2 separate regions of the Homo sapiens genome follow, and region 1 is linked to region 2. A link is a loop called in an ENCODE intact Hi-C map of the cell type or tissue named here. Cell type or tissue: right lobe of liver. All regions are shown on one strand. Links, peaks and the distances in the headings refer to the core of each region. The heading gives the core; the rest is flanking DNA. Region 1 holds the start of CCL16 (C-C motif chemokine ligand 16). Region 2 holds the start of LOC101927369 (a long non-coding RNA gene).

Region 1 (11,052 bases), core at 1-8,000, 170 kb before region 2:
ATGGTGAAACCCCGTCTCTACTAACAAAAATTAGCCAGGCATGGTGGCACATGCCTGTAATCCCAGCTATTCGGGAGGCTGAGGCAGGAGAATCACTTAAACCCGGGAGTCAGAGGTTGCAATGAGCCAAGATTGCGCCACTGCACCCCAGCCTGGGCGAAAGAGTGACTCCATCTCAAAAGAAAAAAAAAAAAGGATTTAGACACACAAAGGACTTGTAGAATCTGGAAGAAAGAAATGCAGGAAAGCCTGAAGGTAGGGGAAGCTCAGTGTGTCTTGGGAGTGCTGGGCAGTTTGGGTGGCTGGCATGCAAGGTAGGAAGAAATGAATGGGCAGAGATGAAACTGGAGAGAGGAGGAGGGTCTGGTCACATACCTGCTGAGCTACTGAGGAATTTGGACTCTATCTTAGAGGTATTGGAGAGGCGGAGGTTAGGGGGAAGGGTGAGAGAGTAGAGCCTTTAGAGACAGAAGTTAGAGCAGGAGGAAAAAGTATATGATTTAGGCTTTGGGGTCAGACAGCTTGGGTTGGAATTTTGACTTGATTTGAATTTTGACTTGAATCATGGGCAAATTTCTTAATCTCCCTAGGTTTCAGTTTCCTCATCTATTAAGTGGGGGTAAATGATACTTACTTGTATCCTAGGATCATGGTTAGAATTCGGTGAGAAAATGATTGGAAAGCCCTTAACTCAGAGCCTGGCACACAGAAAGGCTCAATCAGTGCTTATTATAATTAAGAGCCAATGGTAGTAATGACTGCTCTTCTTGCCTTGGAAATGGCGCTTCCCCCCATCTCTTTGATGTATGCAGGATACTGGACTTGATTGGTTATTGTCACTGTGTTTCCTTTGAGCTGTCCTGACTACCCATCAATTGGGGATACTACACAAGAGGTCAGTCCAGAGATCTCTCCCAGCCCCCAAACCTTCAGAGTGCAAATCTTTTTGTAGCTTGACCCCTTTGCCTCCAGTGAGTGGCAAAGCTTGGGACATCTTGAGAGCACCATCTTGCTGATCCATGCTTTGGGTGGGCCATTTTCTCTTTCTTGAAGCCTGAACCCACTGCACTGGCCTGATTGACTCTCCCAAAGAGCACTGTTCCCCCCTCCCACACAGTCCCTCTGTAAGTGATGCTCATATCACTGGTTCTCAAAGCAAAGTTTACAAAGACCAGGGTCATCCTGAGAGTATGTGGGCAGATTACATGGTGCACTTGACCCTTGCTCCTTTGTGTTTACACAGGCAGAGTCAGGCCAGACTACATGCCAGGGTGACCTTAAGAGAGAAAAGAGGCCAGGCATGGTGGCTCATACCTGTAATCCTAGCACTTTGGGAGGCCGAGGTGGGCAGATCACGAGGTCAGGAGTTTGAGACCAGCCTGACCAACATGGTGAAACCCCGTCTCTACTAAAAATACAAAAATTAGCTGGGCGTGGTGGTGTGTGCCTGTGATCCCAGCTACTCAGGAGGCTGAGGCAGGAGAATCACTTGAACTCGGGAGGCGGAGGTTGTGGTGAGCCGAGATCGCGACACTGCGCTCCAACCTGGGCAACAAGAGCGAAACTCCATCACAAACAAAACAAAACAAAACAAAACACAACAAGCAAACAAACAAAAAAACAAAAGCGAAAAGAATGGCTGGGGCAGCCTAGGGCAGGTACACGTCTTTGTCCTCCCCACCCCCGTCACCAGGTCCTCGTAAACAATGATAGAGGGAGGAGATACGGAGGGGCAAAACAAACCCCCTCCTCCATAGGCCCCAATTCTCCCTTTCCCCACAGCTCCAAAACCTTTCAACCCCTTTCCTCTTTTCTGCAGATTTTATTTAGTCATAGGCTGGGGGATGGAGAAGGGGACCATAGATTCCCAAGCAGCCATTCCACTGGGACTCATTTTGGTTGTCTGATAGTCCCAGCAACCTGTGCCAGCCATGTTGAGGAAGGGCTCTCTCGGTTCAGACTCCCAATTCCTGGACTTAGACCCACATGATTGTTTGAACCTTCCTTCCTCTCGCCACTCATTCTTCCAGGGCACCTGCCACTTTTCTTTCTCATCCGCGTGCCTCCCCCTCCCTTTCATTGCATGCACTTCTTGTTGCATTTTCTGCTGCTTTCTTGGCCTCTCCTCCTGAATGATCATTCCTGCTCACCACGCTTGGGACTCCTGAGGAAATGGTGACCCAGTTTCCTGGAACTACTTACCCCAGAAAGATCCGGACCAACCCCAGCTCTACTTACAAAGGGGAGAATTGGAGGTCAGAAGCTATGCATGAAGGTGGGGAGAGCCCACAGGGTCTTATGAGGCCAGAGACCCGACAGCGCCCTTGGCACTACCTCCCTGCCAGCTGCTCCATCCCCCTTTCTCGTTCCTGCCCTACAGAGACAAGTGGACTCACTTGGCTGGCTGCGAGAAGCCGAAGTAATGATAAGGATGAGGACAAGGAGAGACAGGGCAGCCTCGGAGACCTTCATCCTCTCAGCGAGGCAGTACAGCTTCAGGGAGAGCCGAATGAAGATGTTGTCTGTTGCTGGTGGTCCGCTTGCCAACTACTCAGCTCTCTGGACCTTGACCGCATCAGAGCCGGTAGAGGAGGAGAAACAACAGGCCTCAGTGTTTGCTGAAACAGAGGGCAGCAGAGGATGGGACTTGGTGCAGAGCTGAATTCAGTAGAATCTGAATTCACGTGAAGAAATGGGCGAATGTGTGTCAGCTACCTTACATGCCCTATCTTATATAATCCTTAAAATAGTGAATAGCGATTATTACTTCCCTGGGACTACTGAGGCCTAGAGGCTAAATAAATTGTCCAAGGTCACCTGGGTGGATAGGCGGATGAAAAACCAGATCTGTTTGATTTCACCATGTTACCTGCCACCATCTGTATGTTGGGGAAGGGCAGGCAGGGTTGAACCACCCCAGCTTCCCCCAGGTGATCAGTCTTGGGGAGATGAGCACAAAGCAGGATTACAGAGCCCAGACTGAGGCAAAGGTAGGGCTTAGTTGCCTCTGAGAAGGAAATGCCCTCTCCCAGTCCAAGGCCACATGATTGAGCTCACACTCTTTCCTGTCACAGTGTATGCTAATACTCCAAAAAAAAAAAAAAACAATGTGCCTGATCCTTGGGTCCCCATTTGTTGCTGGACCGTTTGACTTATTTGTCAATGTTTTTATTTATCTCTTTGGACCTCGGACTTTGGACTGATTTTTAGGTGTAGCCAGCTCGCTGATCCCTCCTGGGTGCCCCCATGGCCAACCATGACCAGCAGGGGACCCTCCAACTCTGTGCACCTGACAACCTGCGTCTGTGCTCCAGGACTCCAGCTTCTGCCCCTCTGGCCTGGGCTCTGGCTGGACCTGTCCCACAGCTTCCTCTCTCTTCAGGTGCCTCAGGACCCTTTTCCATGTTGAAAGCTGCATTTAGAGAAGAGATCAAAGATATAAGGGATTTTGCTGTTGATGGACAGCAAGCTTTAGAGGCATAGGTGATGTGTTTCAGGTGTTGAGGGCAGTGGGAGGCAGGGGCAGAAACAGGGACTGTGCAGATCCTTATGGGGCTTTCTGCTTGGCATGACTGCTCATAGATAGGTAAACCGTATAATGCAGTTACTCCTGGTGGGTTCAAGGCTTCACCTGGTGGTGAAGCTGTGGCTTTTTGTGAGGGCAGGGAGGGTACGTATGTGGGGCATCCTCTTGACCTCTGTTTATGGAGGTGACAAGGCCTGAGAAGCCTGGTTGTGACTTTGGCATGCAGGCCCCCATATGGCCCTTAATGTGGCCCACAAGCCCTTCCTTATCTGTGGAAGGCTGGAGGCCAGGAAAGGGTGGTCATAATCCCTACTCTGGGCAAGCTCTTATTCCAAGTACACAGAGCTCCTCCTTGGGCCCTGAAGATAGGTTTGAGAGCTTATTCTTGGAGCATAGTCCTCCTCTTGATTTCTGTCTTATTCCATCTGTCCCTCTATCCCTCCCTCCCTCTTTCTCTCCATCCATCCATCCATCCCTCCCTCCCTTCCTCCCTCCCTTCCTCCCTTCCTCCCTCCCTTCATCCCTCCCTGCTTCCCTCCCTCCATCCATTCCTCCTTCCCTTCATCCTTCCATCCACACATTCTTCCCTTCCTTCATCCATCCATCCATCCATCCATTTCCTGAACACCTGGTATGGGCTAGGCTTTCTGCTAAGCCTTCTAGGGGATAAAAAAGTTAGTAAAACAATATAGTATAATCTGATGTGTGTAAGCGAAGGGGAGGGGTTGGATAAAATGTCTTCATGCATCATTCCTATTCCAGACAGCAGTGAAGAAAGGCCTTGAAAACAGCACAGAAAAAAGGACTATGGAGTTTGACTGCTATAGAGAGCCCTTTATGAAGTGTTACCTAAAAAATCAAATGATGATTTGTAGCTTTTACACTTGTCATGAAGCTTAAATAAGATAATGCATACAGACTGCCTAGCAGAGTGCTTGGAGTATAGAAAGCATTAAGAAAACGGGGTCTGCTACTGTTGTTGCTGAGGAGGAGACGGTCTTTACACTGCTTTTCTTTCTCACTTTCTGCTTCTCACTACCTGCATTGCAGGCCTGACCTATTTTTTGTACCAGGCTCCAGCAAAACTTCTGCAGAGCGAGGCTTGATGCCGAGGGTGCCACACCCTGGTGTCCTCAGTGCATGGCCAATGAGTAAATCCCGTAGAAAGGAATGAGGCCAGGGAAGAGCATGAGTGGTCTTTAATTCAAAGCAGGGAAGCTCCAAGAGGGTGACTGGGGCTGAGAGTTAGCGGTGGGTGGAGGAGGGGGCCTTGGCATCTTCTCTTTATGTCTCTGAGCTGTGCCTTCGCCACCCCTTCTGGGTCACTCAGTTCTCCTTCATGTCCTTGATATAGTCCTGGACCCACTTGTCACTGGGGTTGGTACAGACGGAATGGCCCCTTTTGGTGATGAAGCTGTGGAGCAAGAGGGAGAAGGATCACAAACCGAGGGGCCCAGTGGCCGGAAGAGACAGCCCATCTTCCCTCCCTCCTAAATTCCCCACCTGACCTATACTGCTTTTCCTTTCTTCCACAGAGGCAGCTTAGAGCCAGTCTCCTCTCTGAGACATACTCTTCGGTTCCTAGGACCCCTAGACCCATCTAGTCTCTGTGTCCCCCTGAGGAAGTGCCCTCTTGCCTTCTTCTCCCTTCTCTGTCATCTCCCCATCCATGGGGTCAGTTTCCCCATGGCTCCTGCAGGCTCCAGCCAGAAAGCGCTCAGATTGCCCCTCAGCTGCCTCTCCCCATGTAGTCACACCTGGGAGGTACGCTGGGGGTCCCCATTCCACCACCACTCCCTGCTTCCCTCCAGGAGGCCCTGCTGGCTCCCTCTCCCCCCAGTGTGATGTGTGTGTACCACCTACACAATTCCGGGCTTGGAGCACTGGCTGTTGGTCTCATAGTAATCCATAATCCGCTGACGCGGGATCTTGTAGGTAGTGTAGGTGAAGCAGCACTCTGAGGGGTGGTAAGGTCCCCCTGAGGAGAGAGCATCAGATGCTGAGGAGGGGCCCCTTGTTAAAGGCCATACCATTGGCTGCTCCTGCAAGCTGAGGGCATGGAGGAGGGAAGGAAGGAGGAGACAGCCCCTCAGAACTTGGAGGGGAGAGTAGGCTTTCCTCATCTTCTCTTCTCCTTCTCCATGGTACTCCTGGGCTCTTCTTTTTCTCCTCCCTCATCATCAATCACCCTTCCTCCTTTTCTTCAACCCCTCTTGGAAAGACTGGTGGATGACTTTCAACTCCAGGATTGAAGAGCAGCACACTCAGATCTTCTTACACCATCTCTGGGGGCCGACTGGCAGAGAAGGCTAGGGACTTGGCCAATATCATGCAGCCTTCATGCCTTATTCGGGAAAGGTGCTCCAAATAGGAGGAATATTTGGAAGAAATCCCAATAGGGATTTGGAGACATGCCATTTGGGAATGCAAACCCAGCCCCTCCTAGTGCTCCACCCTGCCCATGTCCCCATTGAACCGACAACCTGCAGAGAGAGCAGGATGCCCACAGCAAGCCCCAAGGACAAAGGCCACAGAGTCAGGGCACCCAAATCCTAACCTAACCTTGCCTGTGCTTCCTGTGTACTGTGGCCATTTTACTTTCCCCCTGTTCCCTCCTCTGTAAATGAGGCCCTTGGACTGCATCAGTGGTTTTTACACTGAGCTCCCTGGAGCTCTGGGGGCCTCAGGGACTATTGTGGAGGCCTTGCTGCATTTGAGAGTGGTGTCTTGTACCCTACTCAACCCATTTTTTCTGTTTTACATATTGGGCCTCTGTGGAAGATATTGCTTGAAGAAAAGGTTTTGTGGTCTAAAAAGTTTTAAAAATCACTGGATTGGGTGATTTTTTCATCTATTTTCTGATTGAGAAGTTTCATGGCTTTTATAGGAGAAGCAAGGTGACAGCAGCCACCCCAAGCTTGAATTATAGAGGTAGCAGGAAGGACATTGTAGGCCAAGAGCCCTGTACAAACAGGCACATGTTGTGGTTATGGAGTGGAGAAATCAGGTGTGTGCATGTTATGTGACCCTGCTTCATAGAATCATGGATGTGCATCACAATGGCCTCAGAGGTCACTGAGGGTGGCCAGATGTCTGGGTGGAAGGGTCTCATCCTGTTTTCCAGCTCCATTCCAGGCAGCATCCTCACGATCCAAAGAACGGCATAAGGGGCCCCTGTTTCCTGAGACCCAGTCAGAGCTCCTATACTCTCCCACCTTGTTCCTCTGAGCTGACAAATGACATCGGAGAGGGCAAGTCAAACTGTGCACATACCCACCAACTTTAGCTGTATTTTAACAACCTTCGGTTTCCCCCCAGTTTCTGAAAAGGAGAGTAGGTAAAATGGAAGAGTGATAAATAGTTTTGGTTATCTCTAAAGGCAGCTTATTCTAAGAAATCAGCTGAGAAAAGGGGGCCTAGGATGGACCCCACACTGTCGTGTTTCCCCCCAGCCCATACCCAAGCAATGCTGCACTCACTGGGCACAGGTGACGCTGGAAGCAGGCTGGGCCCAAACCTCAGGAGGCCAATAGAAAAATGCCCTTGAGGGGCTCAAGACACTGCTCCTAATCTCCCTGAGGAAATATACCCCAAATGGGGTGGGCCACTCTTTTGCTTAGCGGCAAAGAGAGAGAAATTGAGGGAGTAGAGAGGCAGGCTGGTCTCACTCCATGTCCTTGAGGGCAAGGGGGGACTGGTCCTGGGGGGCAATGATAAGAGATCAAGGCCATGTGAGGCCTGGAGATTCAGGATCTGTTTATTTGGAGACTAGAGGGCATTTGGGGTAGTGGAATGAAGCCTGGAGTCTCCCAAGTCAAGTCTCATTGGTCAAGGCTGGAAGATCCCAACTTAAACTCTTAAGCAGAACCTACAGTCCTAAGTCTCATCTCCATCCTGCTCACCACACCATGGGGTGAAGTGCTGTGGTGCTCAGTAGATAATTCATTTATATAATGTTGCTATACACACAATTTCAAGAAGATACCAGCCCTCCTTTCTGAGTCCCTGCTCCTGGTCTTCCCCTGAGCCCCAACCTCACTCCTGCTTATTTCCCTGCAGGCTCTAGGTTGGAAGGAAGACAAGGCATTGCACTCACGTGAGGAGGATTCAGTCTTGGTCCCTAGGGCGATGGTGATGAGGAGGAAGAAGGGAATGGCAGCCACGGAGATCTTCATGCTGTGGGAAGCTGTTGTGGGAGGAGAGCTGGCCTGGTGGGAGCTTCAGAGGCTCCTGCGGTGAGGAATTGTTGAGAAATGATCATTGAGGCCAAATATTTTTTAAAATAAGGGAGCTGAGACTTGGAAGGGAAGTAGGAAAGCAGTGATGCCTCAGCAATTTCATATCCTGCACATGTGTTGTTGGTGGCCTGAAGGAAGCAGGGAGAGCCAAGGTTTAAGGGAGGAAATGGTCTTCCATCCCCAGTGGGAAGAAGTTCAACTCTTTTGATAGAAGCCTTTCCCTAGGCATGAACATGAGCACAGGGCTGGGGGCACTGTGTCACACTTAGCAAAAGATCTCAAGGCTGGATGTGTCCTGTATCCAATTCCATCTCAGGCCTTAGAACAGGCCACGTGGGGCCTGGACATTCAGGATCTGTTCATCTAGAGACTAGAGGGTGTTTGGGGTAATGGAATGAGGCCAGGACTCCTCCAAGTCAGGTCTCATTGGTCAAGGGAAATCCTAACTTAAACTCGAAGCAGAACCTGCAGTTCTCTGTCTCATCTCCATTCTGGTCACCACACCATGGAGTGAAGAAGTGCTGTGGTGCTCAGTAGATAATTCACTTATATAATGGTTGCTATACACACAAGCCACTGTCCCAGTTGCCTTATGAATATTAGCCTATTTAATCTTTAGAACAGCAGTTGAGGAAACAGGCTCAGAATCAAAGCCTAAGCTTTTGACAGTTGGTAAATGGAACTGGGGTTCAAATTCAGGTGGTTTGGCTTCCAAGTCTGTGTTCTCACCCATTATGCCATAAAGAAACATGGGACTCCCAACGGAGCTCTGTAAAAGCTTATGGGTTTTCTATAAAGCCTTTAGTCTTAGTCCTTTCTGAAATCAGATAGTGGATCTCTTTGGGACCTTCTCCTGGTTTCTCTGACTTTTGCTGCAAAGAAGCTTGGTGGGAACCCTAGAAAATGTCTAATTCAGGGATAGCTAGTAGGTTTCATTGATTAGTGGTGGACTGGAGCTCTGTGTTGGAAATGATTCTGAGGCCATATCCAGGCACATTGGGAAGATACGCTGTGACCAACGTGCAGTTTCTGTTGCAGTGCAGCTTGCATGCTATGTATCTGCCATTTGATTTGTCTAAACTGGCCATTTACTGAATGGAAGCTGGGAATCAGAAAGGACCAGTGACTTTCTCATGTGCACACAGTGATTTGGATGCAGGACAGATCTCATCTCCGCAGGCTCTCAGCTTAGTGCCCTCACCATGCTGTTCTTGGAGGTACATCCCCCATTCTGCTTGCTGATGTGGTTAGATGGTTATTTAATCTCCTCTCCTCATCTGAATCATCAGGATGGAGAACATCTATTATTTATCTTTGCCCATTCACGCAGAACCTAGTGTATACCAGGTGCTTTATGAATATACATTTTAAAAGAAGGATGAATAAACAAATTGAGCCAGGTCTACATATGTGTATCTTATAGGAAATGGCTGAAATCTCATGGTTAGTTGTGGAGACAGTCATCAATTAAAAATTTTCTATATTTCTTATCATCAATAACAACATTATGTAAACCCTTCAAGTTAAATGATAATAATTGTTATCAGGAACAATCTCAGGAAACAAGTTGTTTATAGGAAAAGTGAGTTGGAAAGAAATAATGCTTACTTCTTGTTTTTGTGGAAACTAGCCAACCTGCCAAGTTGTTTCTAGGAGACTTACAGGAAGTTCCTGTACTTTTCCAGCAAGTATTGAGTTCCTACCTACATTAGTCTGTGTGTGCCAACTGCTATCATAAACAATCCAGCAGACTAATTAAATAAAAGTTTATTTCTTGCTCATGTTACAGTCCAGTGTGGGTCAGTAGTGGGATGATGGTGTGTGTGTTGGGATCCTCCATGTACTCATTCAGGAACCAGGCCTTTTTCTACCTTGGATGCCACCATTTTCAGCACAAGGCCTCCAAGCTTGATACAAAAAGGGAGAAGCAGAGGAGGATTGGGAGATTTTTGTGGATCAGTTCTGAAAATGGTACAAATTACTTTCACCCACATTCCATGGCCAGCATCAAGTAACCTGGCTCCAACATAATGACAAAGGGATGGAAAATATACATCATCTGTATGCTTAGGAAGAAAAAGGAATAGGTTTTGTGACCACATCACTTCTTTGACACAGTATCATATGCCAAGTCCTGGGCTAGGCTTGGAGGGAGGGATTGAAGATGACCCTGATCCCAGAGGTCTCAGAACTCAAAGAGGGACTAAAAAAAGTAAAGGAGAATTGCAATACAACCAGATGAATGAAATTTGATGGCAACATAATTAGAGACCTTAAATGTCCTCCTGTTGCCCCCTGTTGAGTATGAAGAGCCTATTTTAAAAATATTTAAAATGTTTTTCAAAGCAACACATACATATATTGGTTTAAAAAACTGAATAGTACAGGAAGGATCTGTAGGACATAAACCTTCTGAGTTCATGCTTGCCTGAAGAAGTCATTATTTAGCCTTCATACTTGATTGATATTTTTGTTGGGTATAGAATTCTACAATGGAATATAAGAATATGTTTCTTCTGAAACTCATTTGTGGTGATCTGGTGTTTCCCCTCTCTAGAAAATTTTAGGGTTTATTCTTTAATCTTGTTTTCTTACTTTTTGGCACAAATAGATGTTCCAGACTCATCTTGTACTTTCCTTGGCCCAGCTCTGGAATTAGCCATTTCTTCCATGAGTCTCAGTTTCTTTTACTGAAAAATGATTTTGAGAAACCAAAATCTGAGTGCTTGGTGTGTTCATTGCTATGGGAATGGCATCACTTTTAGATCTGAGCTTTTAGTGGCTAGAACCTGGAAATATATGTAAGCATATGTGTATAAGTATGTATTTAAATTTATGTCTATTTCAAGTATATCTATTTCATATATTATTAGCAATTTGTTTTTGTTTTTGTTTTTGTTTTTGAGATGGAGTCTCACTCTGTCACCCAGGAGTGAGGTGGTGCATTCTCAGCTCACTGAAACCTCTACCTCCGGGGTTCAAGTGATCTTCCTGCCTCACCCTCTGGAGTAGCTGGGACTGCAGGTACAGGTCACCTTGCCCAGGTAATTTTTGTATTTTTAGAGATGGGGTTTCACCATGTTGGCCAGGCTGGTCTTGAACTTCTGACCTCAGGTGATCCACCCGCCTTGGCCTCCCAAAGTGCTGGGATTACAGGCGTGAGCCACTGCGCTCGTCCTATTATTAGCAATTTCTATGTCCTCTTTCTAGCTATATGAAAAAACAAAAGTTTATACCACTATGTCCAATTCCAAGTAAACACCACAGAGTTATTTCAGTCTTTCCTGT
Region 2 (11,167 bases), core at 1,960-9,959:
AACATTATGGTGGTTACATGGAGTGGGATGCCACCTTCTAACTGCACTGGAGAGTTTACAGAAAACATAAGCTCAGGGCTTTCAATCCTTAGTTGAAGACAAGGTCAGAGAAACAGCTAACATGTATTCTGCCCTAAGGAAGTCTGTTTCCATTTTATCTGAGATGAGAACCAAATTTGACAGGTTGACTATGAATTACAAAGCAAGTTGAATCTCAGCTTTGCCAGGTCTCTCATATTTAAACTAAGGCATGAAGAGGGGAAAGTAGGGCCTTACAGATTGCAATGATTCTGACAAATATGAGCACCTTAACTTCCCAGAGCTGCGCTGACTCTCTCTACCAGCAGTCACAGCCCCAGCTCCCCTGAGGAAGCTGCCACCCCCTTGCCTGAAGTTTCTATAATAATTTCTACTGAATGTCTTGGAGAGCTATAGTCCATTGCCTCTCATTGCCTCAGAATACTGGGAGGACAAGAGTCATAATCCAGCTGCACTCCAAAGGTGAAGTCCAAAATCTGACCTGGGAGGAGATAGAATACATGCTCAAATACTAAAATATTTTGCCAAGTTATATCAGCACTAATCTAAGGAATATGTGTATGTTTTTGGCAATGGCTAACTAGGCATGGTGTTCTTAGGATGGAAGATATGGGCAAACTACTGAGGCCTTTGTGGATCTATACGAGAGAAGGAGAGACAGAGGAAGAAAGAGATGAGGAGGGGAAGGAGGGGAGAGAGAGAGAGACAGAAAGAGAGAAAGCGAGAGAGCAAGAGAGTGCACACAACTTCTTGGCCTAGGGAACAGACATATGTTAGGAACACCATACTGGAAAGGAATGGCTTCTCCTCCCAAAACCAAAACCAACCAGTTTACAGACCAGAACCCTTTGAGTTAGGAGGAAGTCAGCTCCCACTAAGAGAGGACCATGGGACATTGCCACAAGTGAGTACTGTAAAGTTTCCTTCTATGCTTATCTAATGGGACTTGCAATCATTCACTGGTGACATAGCATTGGAGAGAGGGAACTACCCAGGCTCTGAGGCAATGACTGGACAGTGCTCTGATCTGACACTGATATTTGGGAACTAAAATATCCCTGCATTGATCAGAGTGCAGGCTTTTCGAAGTCAGGTGTTGAATGGAGTTTTGGCTTCTGCCCATTTCACAGTGAGCCCAGTGGTTCCACAAACTCTTCCTGTGGTCACTTTCTCAGGTCTTGAGTGCTTAGTTGTAATTGTTATCTTAAACACTGGGAAAAACTTCACATTTGCTCCCTGATGGATGGGGTGAGGGCTATTATGATAGAATACGTCAAGAGGAACCCCCTTGGAACTATCCCACCACTATGACCAAAAGAGTAATTTAAAAGTAATTTAATAGTATTTAATAGTAATTTAAATAGTAATTTAAAAGTAATGCTGCTGTCTTAATCTATTTAGGCTGCTGTAATAAAATACCATAAACTGGGTCATTTATAAACAACAGAAATTTATTTCTCACAGTTCTGGAGGCTGGGAAGTCCAAGATCAAGGTGGCAGCAGATTCAGTATCTGGTGAGGGCCTGATTCCTCATTCATAGATGGCAGTTTCTTGCTGTGTCTTCATGTGGTGAAAGGATCAAACAACCTCCCTAGGGTTTCTTTTATAAAGGCACTAATCCCATTCATGAGGTCTCTGCCCCTAATTCCTAATCACCTCCCAAAGGGCCCAGCTTGCAACACCACTATCCTGGGGGTTAGGATTTCATCTTATGGATTTGGGAAGGACACAAACATTCACCTCATAGTAACCAATCCCGGGGAATCACTGAAATTTCTGTTACCATCAAGTTTGCACTTGCATCTGATTAGCTGTGCAGAAGAGATAACATGGCCGGCCTGAGAATATAGTCCTTAGAAAGGCCTGCTTGCAAAGTTGGCCCTTGGCTGACATCTGGGAGCTTGAATGTTAAACAGTTCTCTACACTGATACAAAATTTTCCCTAAATGACAAGAGTGCCTCACTGTGCCTAAACTTTTTGTGCAAACAGTATGCTTTATGCTGAATACATGTTTTACTTCTGGGAGTCTGGAATTTTGGCACATGCTGGGTAGAAGGAGTGCCTATACGACAGGCCTCCAGTAAAAATCTTCAACTCCTAGGCTCAGGCAAACTTTCCTGGTGAACAATATTTCACATGGGCTGTCACAACTCGATGCATAAGAAATTAAGTTATTACTGTGTGACTGTACAGGGAGGGGACTTTTGGAAGCTTACACCTAGTTTCCTCCAGACTTTGCCCATATACCTTTTCCCTTCGTGGATTTTGTTTTGTATCCTTCACTGTAATAAATCAGAACCATGAATATGACTATATGCTGAGTCCTGTGAGTCCTCCTAGCAAAACTTTGAGCCTAAAAATGTCTTGGGAACCTTTAACACAGTAGGTATTTCATCCTGCTGCCTGTCTGCAGAAATATGAGGGCCAACAGTTTTCTAAAGATTTTGTCTTAGTCCCTCATAGTGTGAGCAGTAGTGCTTTTAACAATACAATTCTTTTAAGAACCTCAAAGGTTTCCTGTGAAACTGGTTCAGATCTCCATGACCCAAAAGTCTCTAGCACAATTCTTTTGTGAACAGGTCTTTCTCTTCTTTGAGAGTTGCAGGCATCTGTTGGACAAGAACCCTAAAATTTTTAGGAGCCATTTTGTCTAGCTCAAAGTATCTACTAAGCACGACTTTCAATCTTACAGAGCTCTTAACAGAGTGTCCTACAGCCATACCTTTTATTAGACTTTTACCACTGAGACTATATATTACTTTGAGTTTCCTTTAATGGCTTGAGAGACTACAGGTGAGAAATAATTTAATTTTCCCACTTAGAAATCCCCAGCTTTTCTATAATCTAATTTCTGCTTGAAAATGGAGCCACCTTTCTCTAACTCATTTATTTCTGTCTTAGTTCATTCTGGCTTTTATAACAAAATACCATAGCTTATAAATAACAGGAATTTATTTCTCACCATTCTGGAGAATGGAAAGTCCAAGATCAGGGTGTCAGCATGGCCAGGTTCTGGTGAAGGCCCTCCTCTGAGTTGCAGAATCCCAACTTGTTGCTGCAACCTCACATGGTAGAACTGGTGAACTAGCTCCCTTGGGCCTATTTTATAAGGACACTAATTCCATTCATAAGGGCTGCATTATCATGATCTATTCACCTCCACAACCCCTCCATCATCTCCTAATACAATCACATTGGTGATTTGGTTTCAACATATGAATTTGGGGGGAACACAAACATGCAATGGACATAGCATGTGGAATGATAGACAGTAGAGACTTGGGACAGTGGTGGAGGGTAGGGTAGGACAAGGTAGATGATGAGGAATTACTTAATGGGTACAATGTACATTATCCAGGTACCCTGACTTCACCACTACACAATCTATGCATGTAACTAAATTACACTTGTACCCCATACATTCATACGAAAAAAGGAGAATAAGGCCAACCCAGCTCATTTTCTCCAGCCTAGGTGACAAGGGCAAAACTCTGTCTCAAAAAAAAAAAAAAAAAAAAAAAAAAAAAAAACAAGAAGAAGAAGAAATCTTTGCCTATCCCAAGATCATGAAACTATTTCTACAATATCTTCTAAAAGCTTTATTGTTTCTTCTTTCACATTAAGTCCATGATCCATTTGGAAGAGATTTCTGTGTGTGGTGTGGGGTAGGAGTCAAGGTTCCTTTTTGTTTACATGAATAAGCCAATCAAGCCAGCTACCTTTACTGAAAAAGCATTCTTTCCCTCTTTGAACTACAGCGGCTCCTTTGTCATAAATTATGAGATGGTGTGTTTTTGTTACACTGATCTATTTGGTATCTTGCACTGCTGTTCCATTTACTGCCACATTATAATAAATCCTGATAAATGGTAGCTTAAGTCCCTCAACTTTGTTTAAGACTGTCTTGATTATTCTTGCCTTTTGGAATTTTCATATAAGTTTTAGAATCAGTTTATCAATTTTCATGAAAAATCCTTCTAAGATTTTGACTGAGATTGTATTAAATTTATTGTTGAATTTGGGGAAAACTGACAGCTTTATAATAATGAATCTTCTAATCCACAAACACGGCACATCCCTCCATTTATTAAGGTACCTACAAATTTTTGTTTGTAATATCGTGTAATTTTCTGCACAAGATTTGTTAGATTTATCTCTAGGTAATTGATGGTTTTGACGATATCTTAAAGGGCATTTGAAAATGTTATTTTCTATATGTAATACTTGAAAGCTGTTAATTGGGTCTCTCCTCTGGTCAGGCATCTGTGTGCACCAATGCAGAAAAGACGGGGACTACAAGGAAGGAAAATGTTGCATCAGGAAGGGCTGCTGGCACATCTTTGTTCCCCCTCCCCAAAACCTCATCCCCAAGCAGGTGAGTCCTGACTCTCCCCACCTGGCCTGACCGAGACTGATTAAAGATTTGGTGATACCTGGATTTTCACAGTAGTGCGGTCACCCACAAATGTGACAGAAATGTCCCCAAAGGCCTGAGGGCTCCTTCTGCTCTCACCCTTCCTGAGGGAAGGGCTGATCCTAAGACCCATTACCCCCACATTTTCAAGTATGAGAATCCTGAAAAGAAAAATCATTTCATATTTCCCAAGGAATAGATATTCATTATAGTGAAGTCAGATATATAGAACAAAGAGATGGTAAAACTTGCTCATAATCTCATTACCAGCAGATAAATATAGTTACATGTTTTGTCACGTCCTTTCATACTTTGATCCATGGGGTGTGTGTGCAAAATAATCAAGGCATCACACTCTACATAATTTTGGACCTCTTCTTTTTTTTTTCACTCACCAATATACAGTAAACAGCTTTCCCTGTCAGTGGATGTATTTCTACAATTTCATTTTCCCCCCAAGGTTTCACATCATTCTCACCATGTAGATATACCATATTTTATTTACTAATTCTTGACCAATAGATATTTAGACTTCAAAAGATTCCTTAGAATGAAATCTTTCCATGCACAGTTGATTGTTTCATCAGGAAATATTCTTTGAAGTGTTTCTAGGTGAAAATGCATGCATTTTTTACATTTTAATTTTATTTAATTTTTTAGAGATCCCTAAAAAATTAGGAATCCCTGTTGCCTAGGCTGGTCTCAAATTCCTGGGCTGAAGCTATCCTCCCACCTCAGCCTCCTAAGTAGCTGGGATTGCAGACACATGCCACTGTGCCTGGCCAGCATGCACGCTTTTTAAACTCCAAAAATACATTGCCAAATTGCTGTTACGAGGGTACATTTTTTTATGCCAAAAAGTTTTGATCAACCTCAAAATACTGGCTATAGTTTAATTTTTCACTATTTGACAGTAGGTGTAATTTCATCTGAGTTTACAATTTTAAGTCACATACATTAAAAAAAAAAAAAAACCTCAGTTACGTTTGTGAAATATTTACTTGTTTGGAGGAATGTTTCAGCAATCTTTTGTAATAAGTTGGAATCCCCCAGAGTGGGAAAAGGATGAATGAAACACATATTTAGCACCCGCTTTGTTTCAGATCTTTTCAAATACATTTTTTTTTAATCTTGAGAGCTTTTTATGATGTGTGGATTTATAGCACCCACATTTTACAGATGAGGAAACTGAGAAATAAACAAAATGTCTTTTTCTTTTGCTTACCTTACCATGATTCCTCTCCACTCTCTCCTTTAAGTCACTGGGCTTATATTGCAAATGGTGATCCCAGGAGGCCACTGTAGCTAATGGTGTCCCCCAGTTTGCAATAAAGATTTCTGTCATCTCCCTCTCCCGCTGGGTTCAGAAACAAAGCCTGGGATGGCGGCAGGCCCATTGCGCCATCTACTGGCAATCACTGTGCAGTGCATGACCTTCCCACTGCAGTACTGGCTGGAGCAGATGAGGTGGAAATATCTGTAAATTTCACATCTGCATTTACTCTTCATAACAGCTTTCTGAAGTAAATATTGTATCCTTATTTCAAATGCATGGAAACTGGGTCTTTGAGAGATGAAATGTGTCCCACATCAAGCAGTTGGTAAATGGCAAAGCTGATCTCTTTGCCACCAAAGCCAGAACACTTTTCAGCACAGCATGCTGCCTCCCCGAATGAAGTAATCATGAGGAGCTGCTGTCCACATGCTTCTGCCTTTTCCTCCAAACCACTCAAACTATAAGATAACAGCAAAAGAAATACCCAGCGTCTTTGCACAGAGCGGCCACAAATGCTTTCTGCTGTGGCAGCTGCTGACTCATCCACAGGACCGTTTCTTCCACCTCAGACCCATGCGTTCCTGCTCTCTGCCAAGTCCGAACTGGAGAAAACAAATTCTGTCCCAGTGGGGTTTCCCATCTTTGGCTGGCTGGCTGGACTTCCTCCACAACCACTCTCTCGCCTTCTAAGCAGGAGCTGGGTGAGACATGAGATCATGGGGGCATCCGACAGCGACAGCCATTTCTGGGGCCGTCATCATAGTCCAAGCCCCACCGAGACTGGCAGCAGTATAGCATTGTGAGGGGGGCTGAAGTCAGATAGACTCGATTCAAACCCTGCACCCTCCTTTTCCTAGTTCTGTGGCTTTGTGCAAGTGAATCAAACTCCCAGAGCCTCTTTCATTCTAAAATGGAGACAATAGTTTCTACTTGTAGGGTTGTTCTGAGACTTGAATAAGGTTGTACAATCACCTAGCTCTTAGTGCTTATTTATTGAGTACATAGCAAGTGCTCGATAAATGGTAGTGTGAAGTTGGCACTAGGTATGTACCTTCTCTGAACCTCCCTTGGTCAGTAAGGAACATTAGCATCGTGTGGGGGTTAAGATCCTGAGGTCTGGAGTCAGACAGACATCCTTTGGATCTGGACTCTGCCACTTGCTAGCCATGGGACCATCTTGTGGCCTTGTGTCTCCTCTCTGTGGACCTCAAAACGAGTCTTTATTCAAAGCCCAGGGCCCTGCCTAATATTAAGGCTTTAGATACATATTTTCAAATTGCCTCATGAGGGCCCTTTTAAAACATCAGAAATGTTAAATTACTCATAGGATAGCTAAATTTGTAGTAATAAAGTATCTGCATACATGCCTAATGGATTCAGTAATGCCACTAAATAGGAGTTTGTGTTATTTACAGCAGTCTCTACTTATATTTGAAAAGAATAAAACATCACTTATTAATTTTACAGACAATGTGTGGGTTACATATGGACTTGTGAATCTCATGCATTACCCGTGTTGTCCCCCAGATACATACAGTCACTGTGGGAACAAACACCACCCTGAGTACCTGCTGCTTGCTAGGGATTTTCATGGAGGTTATGGCATTTAAACCTGAAACAGGGCCAGGCATGGTGGCTCATGCCTGTAATCCCAGCATTTTGGGAGGCTAAGGTGGGTGGACCAGTTGAGCCCAGGAGTTCAAGCCCAGGCTGGCCAACATGGTGAAACTCTATCTCTACCAAAAATACAAAAATTAGCTGGGTGTGGTGGCATATGCCTGTAATCCCAGCTACCCGGGAGGCTGAGGAATGATAATCGCTTCAACTCAGGAGGCAGAGGCTGCAGTGAGCTGAGATCACACCACTGCACTCCAGCCTGGGCAACAGAGCTACACTCCATCTCAAAACAAAGCAAAGCAAAACAAGAAAAGACAAGAAAAGAAAACCTAAAACAACTCTGCAGAATAATTGTTATTATCACCATTTTATACACGTGGAAACAGGCTCCGAGGGGCTCAATGAATTTCCCAGAGTTCTACAGATAATAAGGGGCAGAGCCAAGATCCTGACCCTCATCTGTCTGTGTAGCATGAGAGAAATATCCACCGTGGACTGTATTTGAAAATATTCACAGATACTAGGTTAATGCTATATAAAGTATATTATACCTAACCTTTTATAACATATTTTTTCATTTAACAATAATTGTGAATAGATACTTCTATCAACCTACAAATCTACCTACTTTATCCTTTTAAAGGACTATGTCATACTCCATTAAATGAATTTACTATAATCTATTTAACCAACATTCCTTTAGTGAACATTTTAATGGTTTGCAATTTTTTGTCCTTGCATATAATGCTGAAATGAACTGGATCATATGCAAGTATTTTTGTACACCTCTAGAAGTGATTTTTTAAAATTCCTAAGAGTGAGATGATAAAATTAGTTACAAACATTTACTAACACATACTACCAAATCAGGCAGCATAATAAAAGATCATCAAATTTTTATTCATTCACTTAGCAAATACTTATGTCATGCTTGTGCTGTGCTAGGTACTGCTCCCAGAGCTTGACTCCTCATGACATCCTGAGATGAGAACTTTAATGATTCTGTTTTATACATAAGAAGACTGTGGCTCAGAGAGACAAAGTAACTTGGCAGAAGTTAGACAGAAAATAGCTGGTTTGGAAACCAGGGTCTGCAGCACCCAGGCACTTGATGACTATGTTGTCCTTCCTGATTTATTAAGGCTTTATTCCCAGAATTACTCAAATCCTAAAGAATAAATCTTATTTGATGGGAGTATCAAATGAGATTTTAAGGGGGAAAATATTAACATTAACATTATATGTTTTAAAATAAGATTTTTTATTTTTCCAGAAAAAAATCTTAAAAATTAAATCATTTGTTTCATTTTTTTAAAAGGAAACTATAAACCCAATATTTTAAGAAACGATTTCATTCACTCAACACTTTTGAGCTGAGTCTCTCCTCTCATCAGTTCTGTGTGAGCAGAAAAGAGGGAGGCTTAGGGGCTTAGGGGATTAGGGGTCATGGTCGCTGGGAAATGCAACAGAAACCTGTCAGGGCTGCTAGAACCTAGAAGAGTTAGCCACAGTAAACCGGCTGGTGCATATCCTTACAGAACTTTTATTTTGTAAGTGTGTATGCAAACTAGCTACTACATTACATTTTACATACATTAATAATCTCCCTTTATTTTTTTACCTAATGTATATTTTTCCATGACCATGAATGTATTTTTATAACTTTTTGTTTTAGGTTTTAAGGCATTTCATTGCTAAGTTGCATCTCCTAGATTTGGGAAAGAATCTAAAAAACACATATTTGGTGCATTCTGTGTGCTCTGCCCAGTCACACACATTATTCTATTTAACCTTCTGATGACCTAGGTATCTTCACCACTCTTCTAGATTGTTGCTCCCAGCAGTCATGTGACTCGTCTAAGGCCATGTTGCTACAGGTGGCTTGCAATCCAGGTTGGCTGAACTTCCAACTACATTCTCTTTGCTGTGCACTGTCCAAAAGTAGGGAGAGTTTCCTGCCTCTGGAATTCTCTATGTACAGGTGCCACCAGTTGTTTTCTTTGTGCACAGAAGAAAGTAAAACCCAGAGGCCACCATTAGTGATGGAGATGCATTGTCAGGAGAGGACAGAAGATGGGTAGAAGTTGACAGAGCTCTCATTTCTCCCACATGGGCTTGTACCATATGCAAATGGTTTCATAAGCATCTGGTAACAGTGTGTTCAGCCACAAGAGGGAGACCAAATTGGAGCTGGAGATCCTTCTTCTCATGCCTCACCGTACTTTTGACTTCCCGAAAAAGAGGATTCGAGTGGCTCATTTTGGCATCTTGCAGTATAGTGTATTTCCACTGGGCAGGGAGTCGCAGTCTCTCTTATGCTCAGGCTGGCCACAGCGGCTTTCCTGGATATGTCTTTGTCCTGGTTCAATCCTGGGGCGGGGGAGCAGTGTTGCCCGCACCTTCCTAACAGAGCCAGCCTCCCAAGTAGAGCAGCTGAAGAGGGAAAACAGTCACTGCGGGCTGCAAAACTCATTGTCTGGAGCAACATCTGGGGGCTGGGGCAGGTCCTCGGCCCACCATGGTGATGAAAAGTGCTCAAATCATCAAAGAGTAAAAATTCTACACCAAAACCCACACTTTCCACAATAGTCATGTGGGTTTCTCCTCCTAGCCTGAGGGCATTTCTTGGGTCCTCCTTTCTGTGCATGATTCTCCAGCTCCAGGACAGCCCATCTCCAGCACACTCTGGACAGGTTATGCCTGATTCTGCCTGACATGCTCCAGGCTTAAGAAACTGGCTCCTGTGAGCCTGGGCTGCCACCCATCTCCCTGGCTCTGGGTTCCAACCCTGGCTTCCTGGGGTGCTTGTGGCATGGGATGGAGTTAATGGTCAGCCTGGGAGTTGGAACTTCCACATTGTGTTAGCCTTTAAAACATCAGTGTCAGCCAGGAACTCAGAAAAGATAAAGACCCCAGATTGCCAAAAGCCCCTTCTCTTAAAGGGATGAGTCAAAGGCTTTCTTCCTTTCCCACATCCCAGGCAGGATTCATCTCTACCCTATTCCCAGAATAAACAGAGTCCCATTAGGTTTTCATGCCTACAATTGTCCCCAGTTTGTACTAAAGAGTAGTTGGTTCCAGACAGGAAAACCATAGCCTCAGCTCCATAGAGGGTGAGAAATGTGTGTATAAACAGCCTGCATTCGAATGCAGAAAGTCATGGCAGTCTGCATGAAGACCACCACTAGTTCAAATGATGCTTGTGTGAGAATTAGAGAAAGGCCCCCTTCCAGTAGACAGAGTCCCATGGGTAAACAGACAGCACCTTTATCCTATTTAGGAAAAGTGTCCCTCCCTCTAGGTGCAGGCAGTGCCAGGGTGGAGCACTTCAGAAATGACACTGGAGATGGATGATGGTCCCACTCATCCTGGCCACCAGACATAGTTGTTCAGTGCACAACCTGGAAAATCATACGTGTCAGCCCTGGTTAGAGTGGATGAGGTGAAAGTATGGGGACTTCTTACACTTGTGCTTTCATTTCCTGTTACATCTTAGTTATAATGTTATTCTCATTGCACAGACATGGAAATTACGGCCCAGAAGGTGAAGTGATCTGTTACAAAATAAACGGCAAGGCTGGTCTCTTCAACTCAAATCCAGACCACTTTCCACCATGCCATAAATGCCTCCTTGCCTGAAGCACTTTTAAAGAGCCACCTTCTGCCCACGTCTGCATCCTTTAGTTTTCTCAAGGCACAAAACCTTTAAGAACCACCCACCCAGCATCTTTGCATATCGTGTGTCCTGGTATGGCAGCTGCTGACCACGCCCTGAGTCATGCTCATGGCCAAGCTCCCCACTCGGGACCATTTCTGTCC

The links. Peaks named below come from ENCODE experiments on the same cell type or tissue, not always from the same donor. Only the 100,000 strongest peaks of a DNase experiment are listed, where the experiment ranks them.
Region 1: a loop joins it to region 2, with 3 times the contacts of the local background. A loop is called at or near these places in 43 of 110 quality-filtered maps.

The regions. Positions count from the first base shown.
Region 1 is chr17:35,978,949-35,990,000 of GRCh38, forward strand. It overlaps CCL16 (C-C motif chemokine ligand 16), which reads right to left and starts at 2,549. Exons shown (of 3, transcript NM_004590.4): 1 at 2,397-2,549. The coding sequence starts at 2,472. It overlaps CCL14 (C-C motif chemokine ligand 14), which reads right to left and starts at 7,781. Exons shown (of 3, transcript NM_032963.4): 1 at 7,623-7,781; 2 at 5,390-5,504; 3 at 4,340-4,940. The coding sequence starts at 7,701. The coding sequence ends at 4,853. CCL15-CCL14 (CCL15-CCL14 readthrough (NMD candidate)) reads right to left here. Exons shown (of 7, transcript NR_027922.3): 5 at 7,623-7,756; 6 at 5,390-5,504; 7 at 4,708-4,940. RefSeq lists an enhancer at 3,064-3,359 and a silencer at 3,064-3,359. In right lobe of liver, for the core only: a CTCF peak has its summit at 3,261 (motif pointing right); DNase peaks (open chromatin) are centred at 1,223, 2,573 and 3,273; H3K4me3 peaks cover 4,192 bases; H3K27ac peaks cover 5,320 bases.
Region 2 is chr17:36,143,280-36,154,446 of GRCh38, forward strand. LOC101927369 (a long non-coding RNA gene) reads right to left here and starts at 5,765. Exons shown (of 3, transcript XR_243796.5): 1 at 5,681-5,765. In right lobe of liver, for the core only: a CTCF peak has its summit at 5,861 (motif pointing left); a DNase peak (open chromatin) is centred at 5,852.